3 separate regions of the Homo sapiens genome follow, and regions 2 and 3 are each linked to region 1. A link is an interaction called in ENCODE POLR2A ChIA-PET data of the cell type or tissue named here. Cell type or tissue: Caco-2. All regions are shown on one strand. Links, peaks and the distances in the headings refer to the core of each region. The heading gives the core; the rest is flanking DNA. Region 1 holds the start of RNF212B (ring finger protein 212B). Region 2 overlaps BCL2L2-PABPN1 (BCL2L2-PABPN1 readthrough). Region 3 overlaps SLC7A8 (solute carrier family 7 member 8).

Evidence for each region. Peaks named below come from ENCODE experiments on the same cell type or tissue, not always from the same donor. Only the 100,000 strongest peaks of a DNase experiment are listed, where the experiment ranks them.
Region 2: POLR2A ChIA-PET joins it to region 1 with 9 read pairs; 8 of 35 experiments call an interaction of 5 or more read pairs at or near these places.
Region 3: POLR2A ChIA-PET joins it to region 1 with 7 read pairs; 4 of 35 experiments call an interaction of 5 or more read pairs at or near these places.

The regions. Positions count from the first base shown.
Region 1 is chr14:23,235,497-23,242,583 of GRCh38, forward strand. RNF212B (ring finger protein 212B) reads left to right here and starts at 2,440. Exons shown (of 15, transcript NM_001282322.3): 1 at 2,440-2,559; 2 at 4,849-4,949. The coding sequence starts at 4,850. RefSeq lists a silencer at 2,130-2,494. In Caco-2, for the core only: no CTCF peak of the experiment used is centred there; a DNase peak (open chromatin) is centred at 2,375; H3K4me3 peaks cover 1,425 bases.
Region 2 is chr14:23,325,950-23,332,868 of GRCh38, forward strand. BCL2L2-PABPN1 (BCL2L2-PABPN1 readthrough) reads left to right here. Exons shown (of 8, transcript NM_001387346.1): 8 at 1-214. It overlaps PABPN1 (poly(A) binding protein nuclear 1), which reads left to right. Exons shown (of 7, transcript NM_004643.4): 7 at 1-214. Among named protein-coding and RNA genes, the nearest start is that of PABPN1, 8.0 kb to the left of the region's middle. RefSeq lists a silencer at 2,244-2,333. In Caco-2, for the core only: a CTCF peak has its summit at 2,239 (motif pointing right); a DNase peak (open chromatin) is centred at 2,262.
Region 3 is chr14:23,167,541-23,174,627 of GRCh38, forward strand. All of the region lies in intron 1 of SLC7A8 (solute carrier family 7 member 8), which reads right to left. Among named protein-coding and RNA genes, the nearest start is that of SLC7A8, 13 kb to the right of the region's middle. RefSeq lists an enhancer at 4,494-4,995. In Caco-2, for the core only: no CTCF peak of the experiment used is centred there; DNase peaks (open chromatin) are centred at 4,291, 4,778 and 6,391.

The DNA of each region.
Region 1 (7,087 bases), core at 97-5,096:
TCTCAAAAATAAACAAAACTGCCTTGCCACTTCAAGGAAAACCAGTGACAGTATTTGTTGCCAATGATAAAATTCAAGCTTTCAGATGAAAATTAGACCTTTGGAAAACTTGTACCTGCAACTGACAGCTTGACAGCTTCCCAAGACTCAAATACTTACCTGATGAGATAGATAGTGATATTAACAAAAGTGATTTTTTATATTGTGTAATGAACTGTGTCAATATTTAATATTGTATAACAAAATGCACTGATGTGTATAACTCAGTGAACCAAAATTTTTGAAATGACCAGTTTGGTCTAAATGTATGATGTTACAAAATCGTGCATGGGCAAAAGATCCATTTAAAGTGCAAAACAGACCAAATAATTTTAATGTAACCGGCTATAAAAAGTTCATTGATATGGTTCAGATCCCACTTTGCAATCAACTTTTAACTCAGACTTCCTGAATTTTTATGTGATATCAAAGAGAAATGTTCACAATTATCTGAAAAGGCCATTTAAATACCATTCTCTTTCCCCACATATTTGAGTGAATCCAAATGTTCTTCACACACTCCAACCAAAACAGCGTACTGCAAAAGTTAATGCAGAAGCAAATATAGGACTCCACCAGCTTTCTATTAAGCTACATAGCAAGAGATTACAAAAATGTAAAAACGATGCCACTCTTCTCACTAAATTTTTCTTGTTTTGGAAAACATATTTTCCATAGATTATTTATATTAACATTTTGGCCAGGCGCGGTGGCTCACACCTGTAATCCCAGCACTTTGGGAGACCAAGGCAGGTGGATCATGATGTCAGGAGTTCGAGAGCAGCCTGGCCAACACGGTGAAACCCCGTCTCTACTAAAAATAGAAAAAATTAGCTGGGCGTAATGGCAGGCGCCTGTAATCCCAGCTACTCAGGAGGCTGAGGCAGGAGAATCGCTTGAACCCAGGAGGCGGAGGTTGCAGTGAGCCGAGATGGCGCCACTGCACTCCAGCCCTGGCGACAGAGTGAGACTCTGCTTCAAAAAACAACAACAACAACAACAAAAAGCAAAAAAACCCCAAACAACAACAACAAACAAACACACATTTAATGGGGTTTATTATTGTTTTCAAATAATATTTAAAAATTTCAAATAATAAATATTTTAAAATTTCTCACTTTTAATTGCTAATTTGGTAAATATTGGTAGATGCAATTTACATAAACAAAAGCTCTTTGGAGGGTCTTCAATAATTTTGTAAAGGAAGCCTGAGACCAAAAAGTTTGAGAACTACTACTCTAAGTGGATTCCTCAGGAAAAGCTCATTTGCATGCTTTTTGCCAGTGGCCTTTATACCTGAACACAATATAAGGGGATATAAATTTCTGGGATCATAGTTTCCGTGAAAATCTGGAAAATGTTGTTTCATTGTTATCTAGAATGCTTCTGTGGAGAAATCTGATGCCAATCTTATTCTGTCTCTCTCTTTTTTTTTTTTTTTTGTTTGAGGCAGTGTCTTGCTCCCTCAACCAGGTTGGAGTGCAGTGGCGTGAACACAGCTAACTGCAGCCTCGACCCCGTGGGATTAAGTGATACACCTGCCTCAGCCTCCCTAAGTAGCTGGGACTACGGGCACCCGCCACCACACCCGGCTAATTTTTTTTTTTTTTTAAAGACGGAGTCTCTCTCTGTCTCCCAGGCTGAAGTGCAGTGGCGCGATCTCGGCTCACTGCAACCTCCGCCTTCCGGGTTCAAACGATTCTCCTGCCTCAGCCTCCTCAGTAGCTGAGATTACAGGTGCGTGTCGCCACACTCGGCTAATTTTTGTATTTTTAGTAGAAGCGGGGTTTCGCCATGTTGGCCAGTCTGGTCTATAACTCCTGACCTCAAGTGATCCGCCCGCCTCGGCCTCCCAAGGTGCTGGGATTACAGGCGTGAGCCACCGCCCCTGGCCAAAAATTTCTGAATAAAGGTTGACTTTTTTTAATTGAAATTTGTTAGTTCTCAATTAATATCACACTGTTCTTTGTCCGCATCATTTTTAAATTTTCCTGTTTCCGATTTTACGCTATTCTTTCAAAGCACCCATTATTTTCATTTCATTTTAGAATATTAAGCAAAAGTTTTCGCCCACTTTATGACCACAATTTATATTGCGTTCTCATCGTTTATTGGAACATTAATTAGGTTTTATTTTCACCTTTTTGTTTCCACAGTAACATGTATGGGATTAGGTTACAGTGTTTATTTGTCCCCAATCTTTTAAGTGAGGTGAATTTTCCTGGGCTGCTGGGAAAAGTCTCCTACACCCCTCTCCCGCCACCGCGAGCCGCTCCTAGCCCAGTGACAGCCTCTGCGGGCCCCGCCCACGCCCCGCGCACGCCACGGAGCCACGCCCACTGATTTAGCATACCGCCAGGCCCCGCCCACACCTCTCACACCGCCTCGGCTGCGCCCAGCCTCTTTCCTCACCCGGTGCCAAGCCAGCTGTTTACTTTCCCGCCATGTCCAGCTCTTCGTGAGGAGAACTGGATGATTTCCTGAGATCTGAGGCTTTCTGGAATCACAGCGGCCAAGCGGGTAGGGAGTGTAGCCAGAAAAAGAACTGAGAAGCTTGAGACGGCTGAGGCCCCATCGCCTCTGGAAAGCAGGGGAATTTTGCCCTCAGGGTCGCCTTAATCACCCTGTTCACTGCCTTTTTTATGTTGGGCTCATCTGGTCAATTCAGGGGATGACATTGTTGCTGCCCTTAAACAAACCTGGGCATATAGAACGGGGCCTTTTCAGTGGTTTTTTAGACTCACTTGCTGGTGAAAGTTAGTGTATCACGATCGAACAAATAGGACAACGAAGCTCGTGGCACTGTGGGATGCGTTTGCGTTGAGCTGTTTATTCAGTACATTTTTTATCGTAAATCTTACGAAGTTTGTATCCCTCAGCGGTTACACACACACACACATCCTACGAAAAGTCCCGGTGCAGTGACTCCCGCCTGTAATCCCAGCACTTTGGGAGGCCAAGGAAGGAGGATCGTTTGAGTCCAGGAGTTCCAGACCAGCCTGGGTAACACAGAGAGGCCTTGTCTCTACAAAAAATAAAAATAAAAATAAAAAATAGCCAGGCGTGGTGGTGCTCGCCTGTAGTCCCAGCTACTCCAGAGGCTGAGGTGGGAAGATCGCTTGAGCCCAGGAGTTCCAGGCTGCAGCGAGCCCTGATCTGCCACTGCACTCCAACCTGGAGACAGAGCCAGACCCTGTCTCAAAATAATAATAATAATAATAATAATAATAATAATAATAATAATAATCCCACAAAGAAACCTTACAAAGTCACATTTACTCAGGTATTTAACAAAGTATATGAAATTGGTATTGGCAGAAAATACAGGCTATATGATTACCATGTCTAACACAAAAGTTATTTAATGTGGGAGCAAGAACTTTACATGGGGAATCAGGAGACCAATAACTAAAGATGGAACTTTCGACAAGTCATTTAATTTTACTGAATATCAGGTACCTCTTTTGAAAAATGTTGGGACTGAACAAACATTAAGTAATTTTTCAAAGTCCATATCAGATCTATGATTCTGAGTTTCTTTTTTTTCAGATGGAGTCTCACTCTGTCGCCCAGGCTGGAGTGCAGTGGCACGATCTTGGCTCACTGCAACCTCCTGGGTTCAAGCAATTATCATGCCTCAGCTTCCCAAGTAGCTGGGGTTACAGGCGTGCACCACCACACCCAGCTAATTTTCTTTTATTTTTAGTAGAGACGGAGTTTTGCCACGTTGGCCAGGCTGGTCTTGAACTCCTGGCCTCAGGTGATCCACCCACCTCGGCCTCCCAAAGTGCTGGGATTACAGGTGTGAGACACCATGCTTGGCCTGATTCTGAGTTTCTGCAGAAGAAAAGTATATTTCCTTCTGTGGAAGGAAAGTATACAAGCTGAGACCATACCATCATTCATCAGCCCTATTTCCCTTAGATAAAATGTGTCCCAAGTGGCTAATATGTGATCTTCTCTTTCTGGTTCACTACCTTCTCTTGGCTCCACTCTCACCATATCACAGGAAGTAGTTAAAAAAGAAATGGACGATTCATTTTTTGTTTTTATATTTTTAGGATTGTATTTTCTTTTTTCTTTTTCTTTTTCTTTTTTTTTGAGACGGAGTCTGGCTCTGTCGCCTAGGCTGGAGTGCAATGGCACGGTCTCAGCTCACTGCAACCTCTGCCTCCTGGGTTCAAGTGATTCTCCTGCCTCAGCCTCCTGATTAGCTGGGATTACAGGTGCCTGCCACCATGCCCAGCTAATTTTTATATTTTTAGTAGAGATGGGGTTTCACCATGTTGGCCAGGCTGGTCTTAAACTTTTGACTTCAGGTGATCCACCTGCCTCGGCCTCCCAAAGTGCTGGGATTACAGGCGTGAGCCACTGTGCTTGGCCAGGATTGTATTTTCTAATTACAAACTGGCACATGTATTAATCCAGAAAACCTGGGGGAAAAAAAAGTAAAGGAAAACACACACACACACACACACACACTCATAACCTCACCACTCAAAAAAAAAAAAATCTCACCACTGTCTGTCCATTACTTTTCTAAATGTGTGTTTATATGTATATATATATACACACACACACATTTATATATAAAATGTTATAACAACCTGCTGTTATAAAAAGCAGTCTGCTTTTTTTTCACTGTATATGTACATATACTTCTTTACAACCAATTGGAATACCCACAATGATATGCCACATCCCAAAAAGCTATCAGAAGCTAAGCAAGCACGGTTACATAGATTTTGGAACAGCTATAATTATGTTATTCTCTAGGTTATTCTTACTCTTTCTCTTTATCTGCTCCAGAATGGATTGGTTTCATTGCAACCAGTGCTTCCGAAAAGATGGGGCCCATTTCTTTGTCACCAGCTGTGGCCATATTTTCTGTAAAAAGTGTGTGACTCTGGGTGAGTGACTCAACTGTTTTCAGATTCAGGGAAAAATGTTTTCATGTAAGGATGTAAGGAGTAGCCATTTCTATGTGTGACTTAGGATAAAAATCACTTATTAGGTCAATGGTGATAAAGATACTGTAGGAAACTGTCAATTTTAGAAATTGAAGGAATCCATTAATAAAGAATGGTCCTAAATTATTTAGCAAATGATTTAGCAAATCTATTACTTGAGGACTAGAATGTACTCGTTAGTGTTTTGAAGTCTGGCAGGGAAAGCCACAAGGCATCAGATTCTTCAGGGAAAAGAGATAGAATAAGTATAATGGATGGGAATAGAGGAAAGTTTGGCTGATAGAAGAGCCATTTCTAAAGGGGAAGTGGTCTAGTCTGTGACATCAATTTGATTAGAAATGATGATGATGATACCTTTGCAGCTTAAAAAGCAGTTTCATATCAACCAATTTTATGTAAGCCTCACCACAAGCCCAGGTGGTAATTATTAGTAGAATCATTTTACAAATGAAGAGACTGGCTCAGAGAGGATAAGTGATTTGACCAAGTTCTTATTGCTATTAAGTCTTAGAAAGGATACTTAAATTTCAGTGTCTTTTTTTTTAATGCTGCAATACTTACAAGGTGTGTAAATCCCTAGAAGAGGGACTTGGGGTAGGGTGTTTTGATCACGGAAGACTTCACAGAAGGAGTGATTCTTCAGTAGGGTTTTGAATGATAAAATGGAATTTGCCAAGTGGATAAGGCAGGGAAGATTTATTCTAGTTTAAGAGAACAGCATGTACAAAGACATATTACATCACAAAACCATAGTGCAGGGGACTACACATAGTTGAGATTGTTAGAGTATAAACAGTAAGGTAAGAAGTGGTGAGAGATGAGGCTAGTGAAGTAGGCAGTGTCGGATGATGGAAGGCTCTATACACTGGGCTAAAGAGCCTGAACTTCATCCTGCAGGTGATGGAGACCTGTGGGAGTTTTTGTTTTGTTTTGTTTTTGACATAGTCTCACTTCGTCACCCAGGCTGGAATGCAGTGGCACAATCTTGGCTCACTGCAACCTCTGCTTCCCAGGTTCAAGCGATTCTCATGTCTCAGCCACTTGAGTAGCTGGAATTATAGGCATGCACCACCATGCCTGGCTAACTTTTGTATTTTTAGTAGAGATGGGGTTTCACCATGTTGGCCAGGCTGATCTCGAACTCCCGGCCTCAAGTGATCCGCCTGCCTCAGCCTCCCAAAGTGCTGGGATTACAGGTGTAAGCCATTTTTTTGTTTTGTTTTGTTTTAAGAGAAGAATGTTATGTACTTTCTAGCTCACTCTGGCAACGTTACGGACTGGGAAAAAGAAAAACCTGGCCGGGCGCAGTGGCTCATGCCTGTAATCCCAGCACTTTGGGAGGCCGAGGCGGGTGGATCACAAGGTCGGGAGATTGAGACCATCCTGCTAACACGGTGAAACCCCATCTCTACTAAAACTACAAAAAATTAGCCGGGCATGGTGGCGGGCGCCTATGGTCCCAGCTACTCAGGAGGCTGAGGCAGGAGAATGGTGTGAACCCCGGAGGCAGAGCTTGCAGTGAGCCAAGATCGTGCCACTGCACTCCAGCCTGGGCGACAGAGCAAGACTCCGTCTCAAAAAAAAAAAAAAAAAAAAAAAAAAGAAAAGAAAAAGAAAAAGAAAAACCTTTAGTCCCCAGAGAAAGAACAGTCAAGTTAAGTAGCCTCAGGGGAAGGTTTTTTCTCTGTACCAATCTCATGACCTTTTAAAGTTCGCTAATGTAAAAAGCTGTTTACTATGGTAACAGCAGCTCACTTTGGAGTGGTTTGTCTCCGTGAAGCATATGCCATGTGATGTTTTCTCCTGACATGGCATTTGTCTTAATCAATGACCAGTCCCACTACTAAAATTTCACTTTACAGGGAAAGATTAGGAATCTTAATTTTTGCTTCTTTCAGATTGGGTTAATTGGGGAATGAGAGTAGCAGAGCTTCAAAGCAAGATTAACAAATATTAGCAAAGTGATGACAAGGTAGGCATAACTGGGGACTTTCTTACAGTGCCCAATGTGTGCCTGCTGTCAGGTCAATAGAATAAAAAAGAGTAACTTAAAGTTAAGATCTTTGGTATCTTGTACT
Region 2 (6,919 bases), core at 1-5,000, 90 kb after region 1:
GGGGGGTTTAGGGGTGTTTTTGTTTTTCAGTTGTTTTGTTTTTTTGTTTTTTTTTTTTTTCCTTTGCCTTTTTTCCCTTTTATTTGGAGGGAATGGGAGGAAGTGGGAACAGGGAGGTGGGAGGTGGATTTTGTTTATTTTTTTAGCTCATTTCCAGGGGTGGGAATTTTTTTTTAATATGTGTCATGAATAAAGTTGTTTTTGAAAATAAAAATTGTTTGGCCTTTTGGGTGTAAGGATTATTTATCTTCCTATTCTCTCTTAGATCGCAGATGGCTATTAATTCTGCCTTGTGGTAGAAGTACTGGTGTTGTGGAAGGGAGGTTGCCACTTGTGAATTAAGGAGTAGGAATTACATTACAACTAGCAGGAACATTATGTGTTTAGTTGAGAATGATAGGTTTTCTGGATAACATGTAACCCTGATTGGCATTTGAGAGAGAAATAAGCCTGGGAAAGTAAAAGAATAGCTGAATTGGGCCGGGCATGGTGGCTCACTGCTACAATCCCAGGACTTTGGGAGGCTGAGGTGGGCAGATCACGAGGTCAGGAGATCAAGACCATCTTGGCTAACATGGCGAAACCCCACCTCTACTAAAAATACAGAAAATTAGCCTGACGAGGTGGCGGGTGCCTGTGGTCCCAGCTACTCGGGAGGCTGAGCCAGGAGAATGGCGTGAACCCAGGAGGTGGAGCTTGCAGTGAGCCAAGTTCACACCACTGCACTCCAGCCTGGGTGACAGAGTGAAACTGTCTCAAAATAAAAAAAGGAATAGCCGAATTACTGACCTAATGGCGCTTTTGTGTGCTCCTGATACAGCTTACGTGCAAATGAACTATCCATGCCTGCAGCCCTAGAGCTTTGGATTGGGGTCTGGGTAACCTTGTCTTTGGGGTCTCGCTATGTTGACCAAGCAATCTTCCCATCTTAGCCTCCCAAAGTATTGGGATTACAAGTGTGAACCACTGCACCCAGCTACCTTTTCTACCTCAAGGTGGGCCCAAGAAATGCAGAAGACAAAATACACTTAGCTAAGAGACAATCGGAAAGCTTGTTTTTCCAACCATGCAGTAACCATTTAATGTGTCCAGCTAACTTATATTAATTGGATCATTTATTTTTTTGAGATGGTCTTGCTTTGTCACCCAGGCTGGAGTGCAGTGGCTCACTGCAGCCTCAACCTCCCGGGCTCAAGTGATCCTCCCACCTCAGTGTCCTACATAGCTGTGACTATAGGTGCCTGCCTTCACACTTGGCTAATTTTTTGTAGAGACAGTTTTGCTGTGTTGCCCAGGCTGTCCCAAACTCCTGAGCTCAAGCAGTCCTCCTGGCTTGGCCTTCCTATAGGCGTGAGCCACAGCTCCTGGCCAGGATTAGTTTATTAGGACTTCACAACTGGCTTTCACTGTTTTCATATCTAAATTTTGTCTTGGGCATCCTAATTTCTCCATTTTTTATTCCAGTGTCAGATTGGTCTTAAAACTTGAACACTACATCACTAGCCAGGTTGAACCTTCAGACTTCATTACCTATAGAATTTCTTAGTATTTCAACCTTACTATTTTTTCATTTACTTCTCAGGATGTTTTGTTCACAATTGCCTCTGACCTGGATGCTCTTCAAAAATCATATGTTAAAGAAATGGCTCTGTGGCCGGGCGCAGTGGCTCACACCTGCAGTCTCAGCACTTTGGGAGGCAGAGGTGGGCGGATCACTTGAGGTCAGGAGTTTGAGACCAGCCTGGCCAACATGGTGAAATCCCGTCTCTACTAAAAATACAAAAATTAGCCAGGTGTGGTGGCATGCACCTGTAGTCCCAGCTACTCTGGAGGCTAAGGCAGGAGAATCGTTTGAACATAGGAGGTGGAGATTGAGGTGAGCTGAGACTCAGCCACTGCACTTCCAGCCTGGGTGACAGAGCGAGACTCTGTCTCAAAACAAACAAAACAAAAAACTCTGTTATATCTGAAGCCTTAACCCACCTCTCAAATTGCAGTATTTTCTAAAATCTCATGTCAGTGTTATCCACCACATATTTTAGGATTTGGTCATTTATTCTACTTTCTGTTATGGGTTAGGCATTTGAGGTCTATCTTTTCTCCTAACTAGATTCACCTAAAATAGTGCCGTGATCTCTGTGGCTTCTGCAGAGGCTGATTAGTGAGGGTCTGGATAGTGTTCAATATAAACTTTTTACTGGAAGAATGAAACAGCCTAAGTGACTTGTTGCTGTTAATGCTGTGATGGTCTCATCTGTCCACCAGGGGGCACTAAATGGCTGGCTCTAAAAGATCCCCATAAATTGTTGGGTATTGGAGGGTGAATCATGTTTTGACCCTTCTCTGGTTTAGTTTTCCATATTCAGTCAATTCTACCATATCTTGTCTGTTCTCTCTATTCCTACTTTCACTGCTTGAGTAACTCCCCATCATCATTGCAGGGGTCCTGGCAGATGTATTGGCTTCAAATTTTTTTTTGAAAAATAAAAATTCCTAAAAAAAGTACTTTAAAAGATAGGGTCTCGCTATGTTGGCCAAGTTGATCTTGAACTCTTGGCCTCAAGCAATCCTCCTGCCTCGGCCTCCCAAAGTGCTAGGTTTATAGGCGTAAGCTACCATGCTCAGCCTCCAAACTTCTTATTGCCAAAAAAAGCCCTCTATGATGCCACCAATAAGTACAAAGTCCAAACACAAGCATGGAACTACAACCTTTTTCAATCTGATCCTGATTACATTTCTCTTCCAGATCCTGCCCTACACCTGATGTACTATGCATTGTAGTTGTTATTTATTTTCATGTATCCCTCATGCTGTTCCCTCTAGCCTGCTATGCTCATTCCAACTCTTCTATGAAAATCACGCATATCCTTCCAAGTGTAAGCCAGGTACAACAGACATGAAGCCTTTCCTGATTTCCAAGTCAGAAGTAATCACTCCTGCAGTCAGGACAAACTGTTCCTATCCCTGTTTAATATTTACTTTGTGGTTTTATAATGAAACTAACTACATTTCTGTTTTCCCACTAGAATGCAAGCTTCTTCTTTTTTTTTTTTTTTTTTTTTTTTTTTTTTTTGAGACGGAGTCTCGCTCTGTCGCCCAGGCTGGCCTGCGGACTGCAGTGGCGGGATCTCGGCTCACTGCAAGCTCCGCTTCCCGGGTTCACGCCATTCTCCTGCCTCAGCCTCCCGAGTAGCTGGGACTACAGGCGCCCGCCACCGCGCCCGGCTAATTTTTTGTATTTTTAGTAGAGACGGGGTTTCACCTTGTTAGCCAGGATGGTCTCGATCTCCTGACCTCATGATCCACCCGCCTCGGCCTCCCAAAGTGCTGGGATTACAGGCGTGAGCCACCGCGCCCGGCCGAATGCAAGCTTCTTGAGGGCATCAATTGTGACTTTGTGTCTGCCTCACAGGGCCTGCCATTTAGTAGGTGCCCAAAAGTTGCTTATTCACCCTGGGCTTGCCTTTCCTGTCCTGGAGAAGGCGGTAACAACAATAGTGTTGCCTTTTACCTGGAGCTGGTAGTTTTCTTCCTCTTTTTTTTTTTTTTTCCTGAGACGGAGTTTCACTCTGTCGCCCAAGCTGGAGTGCAGTGGTGCCATCTCAGCTCACTGCAACCTCCACCTCCCAGGTTCAAGCAATTCTCCTGCCTCAGCCTCCTGAGTAGCTAGGATTACAGGCATGCGCCACATGCCTGGCTAATTTTTTGTATTTTTAGTAGAGACGGGGTTTCAACATGTTGGTCAGGCTGGTCTCGATCTCCTGATCTCGTGGTTAACCCACCTCGGCCTCCCAAAGTGCTGGGATTACAAGCGTGAGCCACCATGCCCGGCCTTTAGTTTTATTCTTATAAGAGTCAGACTATTTTACTTAAAAGAGACTAGGTTTAGAGGAAGAAGCATGGAAAGAAAGTTACTTTCCTCGGGCAAGCTTGGTTATTTTTGGTGGATGATTTCTGTCAGTCACTCCTGATCGGCTCTCTGTTAACTGAGGGATAGAAATGAGCCCAATCTCACTGGAGTTCCATGGGAAGAAAGAGACTGGGAGAGCCTGTGTATAAAACCTGTCTGGGGTGAGGGTCTGTGAGTCAGAGATCCTTAGAGGGCCTTTGGATGATGCAAAATAAACCGAGGCAAGCCAGTGCTTTTTAAGGTAGGATTTGCCCAATCCGACGTTGGCAATGGAGAAAAGAAACAGTTGGTGGGTTTTTACAATAATATTGCTGCTTTCCTTGTTTTTATGTATGGTTAGAATGAGCAGCCTTTCTCAAATTATGATCACATTTTATTATTATTATTATTTTTTGAGATGGAATCTTGCTCTGTCGCCTAGGCTGGAGTGCAGTGGCACGATCTCGGCTCACTGCAACCTCTGCCTCCTGGGTTCAAGCGATTTTCCTGCCTCAGCCTCCCGAGTAGCTGGAATTACAGGTGTGTGCCACCACGCCAGGCTAATTTTTGTATTTTTAGTACAGACGGGGTTTCACCATGGCTGGTCTTGAACTCCCGACCTCATGATCTGCCTGCCTCGGCCTCCCAAAGTGCTGGGATTACAGGCATGAGCCACTGCACCCGGCCTTATTATTATTTTTTAATGGAGACAAGGTCTTGCTCTGTTGCTCAGAATGAGCAACAAATTCATATCTCACTGAAACCTCAAACTCCTGGGCTTGAGCCATCCTTCCACCTTAGCCTCCCAAGTATCTGAGACCACAGGCACATACCACCATGCCTGGCTAATTTTTTGTTTTTTTATTATTTATTTATTTTTTTGAGATGGAGTCTTGCTCTGTCACCCAGGCTGGAGAGCAATGGAGCGATCTTGGCTCACTGCAACCTCAGTCTCCCGGGTTCCAGCAATTCTCCTGCCTCAGCCCCCCAAGTAGCTGGGACTACAGCCGTGCACCACCAAGCTCGTCTAATTTTTTTATTTTTTAGTAGAGATGGCGTTTCACCATATTGGCCAGGCTGGTCTTGAACTCCTGACCTCATGATCCGCCCGCCTCAGCCTCCCAAAGTGCTGGGATTACAGGCATGAGCCATCGCGCAGGGCCAGAATTTTATTATATTTTATTTTTTGTAAAGATGAGATCTTGCTATGTTGCCCAAGCTGGCCTCAAACTCCTGGGCTCAAGTGATCCTCCCACCTCAGCCTCACAAAGTGCTTGGATTACAGGCATAAGCCACCATGCCTGGCCCAGTATTCCTTTTTATGGCTGACTAGTATTTCATTGGATATAACACATTTTGTTTCCATCATCAACTGATGGACATTTGGGTTGTTTCTATTTTTTTGGCTATTACAAATAGTCTGGCTCCAAACAACTGTATAAGTTTTTGTATGAACATATGTTTTCATTTCTCTTGGGTATATACTTAAGAATGGAGTTGCTGGGTCATACTGTGCTATGGTTTGAGTGTTTGCACCTCCACCACAATCCATATGCTGAAATCCTAACCCCCAAAGTGATGATATTAGCAGTTCGGGACTTATGGGAGGTCATTAGTTCATAGGAGAAGCCCCAAGAGCTACCTTGCCCTTTTACATCACGTGAGGATACAGTGAGAAGGTACCATCTATGAACCAGGAAATGGGATCTCACCAGATATTAAATCTGCCAGAACCTTGATATTGGGCTTCCCAGTCCCCAGAACTGCAACAAATAAACTTCTGTTGCTTGTAAGCCACCCAGTCTACCTTATTTTGTTACAGCAGCCCAGATGAATGGACTAAGACCCATGGTAACTATCTTTAACCTTTTGAGGAACTGCCAGACTGTTTTCCAAAGCAGCTGCATCATTTTACATTTTCACCAGCAATGTATGAGGCTTCTGGTCTCTTTACATCCGCACCAAACTTGTTATTGTCAATCTCTTTGGCTATAGCCATCCTAGAGGGTATGAAGAGGTATCTCATCGTAGTTTTAATTTGCATTTGTCTGATGACTCAAAGATGTTTAGCATCTTTTCATGTGCTTATTTGCCATTTGTATGTATGTGTGTGTGTGTATATATATATATTCAGATTCTTTGCCTTTTTTCTTTTTTGAGACTGGGTCTCACTCTGTCCCTCAGGGTGGAGTGCGGTGGCCCAATCACGGCTATTCACAGCCTCAACCTCCCCAGGCTTAGGTGATCTTCCTACCTCAGCCTCTTGAGTAGCTGGGACTACAGGTGCGTGCCACCACGCCCGCCTAGTTTTTAATTTTTCTAGAAATGGGGTTTCGCCATGTTGCCCAGGCTGCTCTTGAACTCCTGTCTCAAGCAATCTGCCCGCCTCAGCCTCCCAAAGTGCTGGGGTTACGGGGATGAGCCACCAAGCCTGGTCCTCATTTTTAAAGTAGATTGTTTTCTTGCAAGACTTCTTTTTAATTTAAAAAATTTTTTTTTTTTTATTTTTAGAGATGAGGTGTTGCTATGTTGCTCAGGCTAGCGTACACAGGCATGGTACTCCAGTGCATGCCATAGTGCACTTCAGACTTGAACTCCTGGCATTAGGCAAACCCTCTGCCTCAGCCTCCCCAACAGCTGGGACTACAGGTATGCATCAGCATGCCCAGCCTTCCTTTGCTGAATACTGAATACTGAAGACTAGACTTATCAGATATATGATTTGCAAATATTTTCTTCCATTTTGTGGGTTCTTTGCTTGCTTTTTTTTTTTTTGAGATGGAGTCTCGCTGTTGCCCAGGCTGAAGTGCAGTGGCGCGATCTCGGCTCCCTGCAAGCTCTGCCCCCCAGGGTTCACGCCATTCTCCTGCCTCAGCCTCCCGAGTAGCTGGGACTACAGGCGCCCGCCACCTTGCCTGGCTAATTTTTTGTATTTTTAGTAGAGACGGGGTTTCACCGTGTTAGCCAGGATGGTTTCGATCTCCTGACCTCGTGATCTGCCCGCCTCGGCCTCCCAAAGTGCTGGGATTA
Region 3 (7,087 bases), core at 1,446-6,445, 67 kb before region 1:
AATGGCTAGCTGCTGGGTTGTGTGTTACGCAGACGAGGAGTAAGAGTGTGGAGGCCGTTCCTGACATGCTTCCTCCCAAATGTTCCTCTGTCCACTTCTTGTGGTAAAAGAGGTCATCGGGGTCCATTGAGTGGGTGCTTTGAAAGTGCTGCTTCATGCTCTGCCCAGCTGCACTGCTAAATGCCTGAGGAAAGGAGCAGAGACCAAATGGATCCAGGTGGAAAGGCAGAGCTAGAGTATCCTGAGGTCAGCTGGATTTGACTGTGTTCTAAGGACATCTCAAGCCTCCGTGATCTCTCTGTAGTGGTCTGGAACCAGTGAGATGGAGATTGTAAGGTGCTACGCTCAGCTTTTAAAAACTGATGGTCAGATCTCAACCATAACTCAACCTCAATCTAGCCCTGAGACTGAAATATAGGATCAGAGGGCACAGGCTGAAGTTAGATGCAGAGGAAAAGGAAGCACATATTTGTCTCAAATATGTCTTCCTAATTTTGGTGCTGGGAGTCTTTCCCAACAGAACAGGGCTGCTTACAGAAATGAAACTAAGAGAAATAATTCCTCATCATCAAATTAGTGATAATAATTATCAGGCAAAGAGAAGATAGAAAAAGGAGATTCTGAGTGCCACCAATCCTTTACAGACTTTTCCTCTTCTTGTAAGTTTATGTAAAGTTCTATGATAGGACAACAGGACATCTTTCAGCCCTCCTCTCTCAGACAGTCCCCATATGCTCTATTCAGAAGTACTGGGTTAGCAGGGACTACAAAACCTGCTTGTAGTATTCCAGGACTTTGGACACGTTCCCCCTTCCAGTGATTCTTCCCCTGCCAAACTGCTGTTCTCTGGACAATATCAAGTGCTGGGAAATGAGAGATCTAGAGACAGGTTTGCTAATAGTGCTGAAAGATGATAGTAAATTCCTTGCCTAGCAGGAAGTTATCAAAAGAGCGATCCATAGGGAATTTCAAAGCCAGCCAAGACTACAGCAATAAAGCTAGGGTTATAAAACCAGCTCAAGGAGTTAGAAAAACAATCAATAGCAGCAGAAAAACAAGGTTTGACTTTGGTCTTTAAGGTACTGAAAAGGGAGGAGTGTATAGCTAGGTGCTTCTTAGAGCCAAGAATGGCTGTTGCAAGAGGGAAAATGAGGATGGGTGTTATTTAATAGATCCCATCTTCTCAGGAATGAAGAGTGTCAGTGTTCCACTAAGGGTTCGTAGAAAACAAACACTGCAGCAGGGATCAGTAAGTGCTTCTCTTCTGTTTTCACTCTGACATTTCGAGTATGTTCCCTTGTTCTAGGCCACAGGAGCCACTGGAAGATGGGACATGCAACACTAACTGCCCACTTCTTGCCTTTGCTTCTTGGAGGCCCCAACCTTTAAGAACTCTGGCAGAGAGCTGCCAGAGTGATTGCGAGGGTCACAGTAGATCGGCATTGGAATAAGAGTCCTCACTTCATAAAAATTGGGTTTCTGCCCCCAAAACCTTATTTTTGACCAAATTAAAATTACAAAGATAGGCCAGGCATTGGTGGCTCATGCCTGTAATCCCAGCACTTTGGGAGGCTGAGGCAGAAGGATCACTTCAGTCCAGGAGTTCGACACCAGCCTGGGCGATATAGGGAGATCCTATCTCTAACAAAAAAATTTTTTGTTTTTTAATTAGCCAGACATGGTGGCATGCGCCTATAGTCCCAGATACTAGAGAGGCTGAGGTGGGAGGACTGCTTGAGCCTGGGAGGGCGAGACTGCAGTGAGCTGTGAGTGCACCACTGCACTCTAGTGACAGAGCAAGACCCTGTCTCAAATAAATAAATAAATAAATAAAATTACAAAGATAAAAGCTAAAAAAATATTGAGCTACACTAGTATAAACTAAGTGCTAGGGAACAGCCTGTCGCCCAGGCTGGAGTGCAGTGGCACGATCTTGGCTCACTGCAACCTCTGCCTCCCAGGTTCAAGTGATTCTCGTGCCTCAACCTCCCCAGTAGCTGGGATTACAGGTGTATGCCACCACACCTGGCTGATTTTTGTATTTTTAGTAGAGATGGGGTTTCACCATGTTGGCCAGGCTGGTCTCGATCTCCTGACCTCAAGTGATCCACCCGCCTCGACCTCCCAAAGTGCTAGGATTACAGGTGTGAGCCACTGCGCCTGGCCTACCATCTCCAATTTATAGGGGAAGAAAGTAGGACAATTATTATTCCTATTTTTCAAGTGGGAAAAATGACGGTATTATTATCCCTATTTTATGGATGAAGAAACTGAGACCTAGAAAGGCAGTTATTTGCCTAAATCATAGGGTGAGTTTGTTGTAGCTGGACCGGAAGCTAAATCTTCTGTCACAGCCTCCAGCTTTTCCCTGATAATAAAAGGTCTTCCTAATACACTGGGGTCAGTCTTCTATGCTGTACTTCATAGGCAATGGGAATGGTTCACAGGAGGCACTTATTGAAGAGTTGGAACACAGATCTGATTCCTTCCTTCTATTGCAGTACCACCTTCAGTGGGGATTTATAAAACATTGATATCCATTACCTTACTTGATCTCCTAAGTACTTTCTTAGGTGCAGAGGGCAGGTCATATCATTCCTATTTTACCATTGCAAAAACTGAGGCTCAGAGAGGTGAAGGGACTTTATCAAAGTCATGCACTGCATAAGTAGCAAGGCCTGGATGAGAAGCTAAGTCCTTGGACTCCTGGTCCAGACTTTCCTCCATGATTCCATGCTGCCTCCCCTCTGGAAACTGCACAACAGACACTTTTCCAGTTGGGCTTTTCAACTTGGACACTGTCTAAGTGAGACTTTCCTGGAGTGGCTTTGAAAAAGACGAACTGGGAAAAGGCTTTTCTACTTTGACTATGAACCTACCTATCTTCCTTCCTTCCTTCCTGTCTCTGTTTCTTTCGTTCTTTCTTTTTTTTTGTTTTGAGACAGTCTCACTCTGTCACCCAGGCTGAAGTGCAGTGGTGCGATCTCAGCTCACTGCAACCTCCGCCTCATGGGTTCAAGCGATTCTCCTGCCTCACCCTCCCGAGTAGCTGGGATTACAGGCGTGTGCCACCATGCCAGGCTAATTTTTGTATTATTAGTAAAGATGGGGTTTCACCATGTTGGCCAGGCTGGTCTCGAACTCCTGACCTCAGGCAATCCGCCTGCCTCGGCCTCCCAAAGTGCTGGGATTACACGCTTGGCTGTGGGTCTCACCACTCTTTCACCCAAGCTGGAGTGCAGTGGTGTGATCATAGCTCACTGCAGCCTCAAACCCCTGGGCTCAAGTGATCCTCCTGTTTCAGCCTCCCAAGTAGCTAGGACTATGGGTGTGTGCCACTATACAAAGCTAATTTTTATGTTTTTCGATGGGGGGAGGGGGTCTCACTATGTTGCCCAGGCTGGTCTCGAATGCCTGGCCTCAAGTGATCCTCCTGCCTTGGCTTCCTAAAGTGCTGAGATTACAGGCACGAGCCATCCTGCCCGGCCAACACACGTTTCTTGATGAGATATAGGAAGAAAGTTGATTACTGTGGGTTTTTTCCTCCAATGTTTTAGCTTAGACTCATTGTCTGTAAAGCCACTTAGAATGAGACGCACATCCGTCTGGTATTGCTGAGGTACTCAAGGTTAGAGTTTTAGTCCTGCTTCTATCCTCCCCAACTAATAAAGTAATCATCTTATCACGCAGATCTTCTTTAGTGAAGAATGAATTCTAGGATGCCTGGACAATGAAACCCAGTTTGGCTTGTTCTGTCAAAGAAAAACCAAGCAAATCATTTCATTAAAAAGGAGCCATGTTGTCTCAATGGGCAAGTCTTCACTAGAAAAATTGCCGGAATTGAGAAAACCCACATTTGCCGTGAATAATCACTAACTCCCCCATCTGTAGACCAATACCCATGTGACTCCCATTAAAGCATTACTCACATCTAGGCTTGTCCACACGAGAATGTTACAGCCATCAAAGAATTTCCTAAGGCATAGAATTACAGAGTTCTGATGCCCAACAGACCCTCAGATCCAAAAGGCTTTGGCCTTCCTTACTCATGCTAGCCTTGAAATCTAGCCACAGCCTCCTCCTGGGGCTTCGAGGTTTTGGCCATTTCCATGATGTCCAGAGAAAGCTAGGTGAACCTGCTTTGTGTTTCTTCCACAAAGTGGCTGAGAGGATCTCAGAGCTTTTCAGGACTAAGGGAACAGCGTGAAAGCAGGTCTGGCATGTGGGGCCCAGGCTTTGATCTTCACGCCAGGCCTGGAAGCTCACCATGCCTCTCACCCTGTTTACACTTTCCCATCGGGACTGTACAAACAGCTCCTCAGGGGTGGTAGCAGGTCAAGACTCTGACACATGCCCTGAGGAGTCAACATCTTCTGCAGATTGAGATGTGGAAGTCACTGCAGAACACTGCTCTTCTGGATTTCTTATTGAAAGCATGAAAAGGGCACTAGACTTAGAGCTGGAGGAGAAACTTTGTCCCTGCTTTGCTATGTGACCTGAATTTTTCTGAAAATCAGTCTCTTCATCTGCAGAATGGGAGTAATTGTTCCTGCCCTGCCTACCTCAACAGGGTTGTTGTGGGGAATCAAGGGAGAGGTTACATGTGAGGCACTTTATGATTTGTGAAACGCTAACAAATGTAAGGAATGGCTAGGATTTGTAGCAGTAGGGACAGAGACCAGCCCTAGAAGAATTCAATGGACTTGCTTTGGAGGCTTGGCTCCAAAACAGCACTGTACAGCCAGGACTGTGAAACATTCTCTGAGTCATTTGTCTGCTGGTCTAGGTGTAATTTGTAGATGCCGCAGGTGGGCGGGCAGCAGGTAATTGCATCTCAAAAGGTATTTATTGAGCGCCCACTCTGTACATGCTTGTTTTGGGAGGTAATTGGGAAACACTTGTTCACACATGGACTTTTAATGAAACGGATGGAGCCAACTACCAGCTACTGAAAGACAGGCATCGTAGCCTGGGGGTGGTGGGGGGCTGAGTGTTGCGCCCTCAAATAAGCCCATGAAGGACCCACATCTTGCCTCCAGCATTCCCGGCCCAACTGGGGAGCCAGGCATCCACAGTGAGAGGCTTTGTCTTCCTTGGTGGTTTTCAACTGAGAACAACTTGTCTACCACCTCAAGAAGACAGCTGGCCGTATCTGGAGACACTTTTGGTTGTCACAATGAGGGTGGGAGAGCTACCAGCACCTCGTGTGCAGAGGCCAGTAACACTGCTAAACATCCTACAATAGACAGGATAGCTTCCCACAACAAAGTATCTGGGCTTCATTGAAGTTTGAAGGTAGAACAGGGCTTCTCAACCTCAGCACTGTTACTTTTGGTTAAGCTCTAATCCCTTTCAAATTTGAGCCTGGATGATTTTTTTTTTTAAAGCTAAGCCCAAAAATGTAGTATTCATGGGAATAACTCATTTTTAAACAGAACAAAATTTTCATTGTGGTAAAGACACGTAACAAAATTTACCATCTTAACCATTTTTAAGTCTATAGTTTAGCAGTGTTAAGTATATTCACATCGTTGTGAGGCAATCTTGAATAATGATTTGTTTTTGACTGACTGCTATTATTCAATACTCACCATGTACTAGGTTATAGGATGTGAAAGTGAGACACAGTGCCTGGTTTCAAGGAACTGTGTGGAAAGGGAAGACACATGTGCACAGACACAGAACTGATACCACCACGCAGAGCAGAAGCTGCATGAGGGCTATTGCAATATATGGCAAGATTTTAATGGGTGGAAAAAAAATCACTGGCATGGGCTGTTCAGAAAAGTCTTCCTGGGAGAGGGGAGTGTCAGACTGATGCTGATGAGTGAGTAGACTCAGCTCAGCAAAGAGAAAAGGAAAAGCAACCAGCTGGTTGCTAAGCAGATCAGACTTGGCCTGAAATGGTCAGTCTTCTTACTGGATCAGTCCAACTGAAATTTCAGAACCAAAATTATTGAGTTTGTGAGTTGGGGGTGGGAACCACTAATCATCAATGGTTCCCCCCATTCTACAACATACTGATGCACTCTGGTATCTTCCAATAAATATTCATTTCTTTCTCTCCTCGAGTTAAAGGAGTGCAAGGGCTTTGTTTTATTTTTTAAATTTTTACTTTTTTTTTTGAGACAAGGTCTCACTCTGTCACCCAGGCTGGAGTGCACAATCACAGCTCACTGCAACCTCTGCCTCCCAAGCTCAAGCAATCCTCCCACCTCAGCCTCCCTAGTGCTGGGACCACAGGCGTGTGCCACCCCACCCGACTAATTTTTAAATATTTTGTAGAGGCAGGGTCCCACTGTGTTGCCCAGGCTGGTCTTGAACTCCTGGATCCAAGTGATCCTCCCACCTCAGCCTCCCAAAGTGCTGGAATTACAAGTATGTGCCACCCCACCTGGCCAGCTTTGTTTAAATACTCCACAAGAAACTTCCATTGCACAGCTAAGTAAACTGATAATTAGCTTGCTCAAGATTACAAAGATTGTAAATAGGGAAGCGGTTTGCAAACTTAAGACTATCTCTAAAGCCCATCTTTTTCTAATCAGTGGTTCCTCCCAGTCTATGGCATGCCGATGCAAATCATGGAAAAATTCACTCTAAACTTTCTGCTTTCAATATCAGGGTCCAAATACCACCTTAAGTCAACCTGACCTGTCTTTATCAGCTGCTTACTAAACACTCTCTGCAGAACTGTACTCTTAAAAAGCACTGAAGTATTTGTGCATTTCCTAAATGTACAAACAAGCACCTTTAAAACGTGGAGACAGATGAGAAAAGTAATAATTCTGCAGCAGTGGTACTCTTTCTGAGTAATCTGCTTTTGCAATGTGCAGTTCAGTGTGAGGTTGCCTGGTCCACCTTCAGACATTGTGAAACCTTCTCCCCAGAAGTGATGTCACTGCTAATGCTGAGGATATTTAAAGCAGGGAGCAAACCAATGGGAAGACATGTGACTGTGACAAAGATGAGGGATGAGATGTGATCAATAGAGCTTTTCAGCTCAAACTTCACTCATTCTATAAATAAAACAGCTTAAAATAGACTTGAGGGATTATTTTGCCTCCTAGAAATAAAATTCACCAGTGCT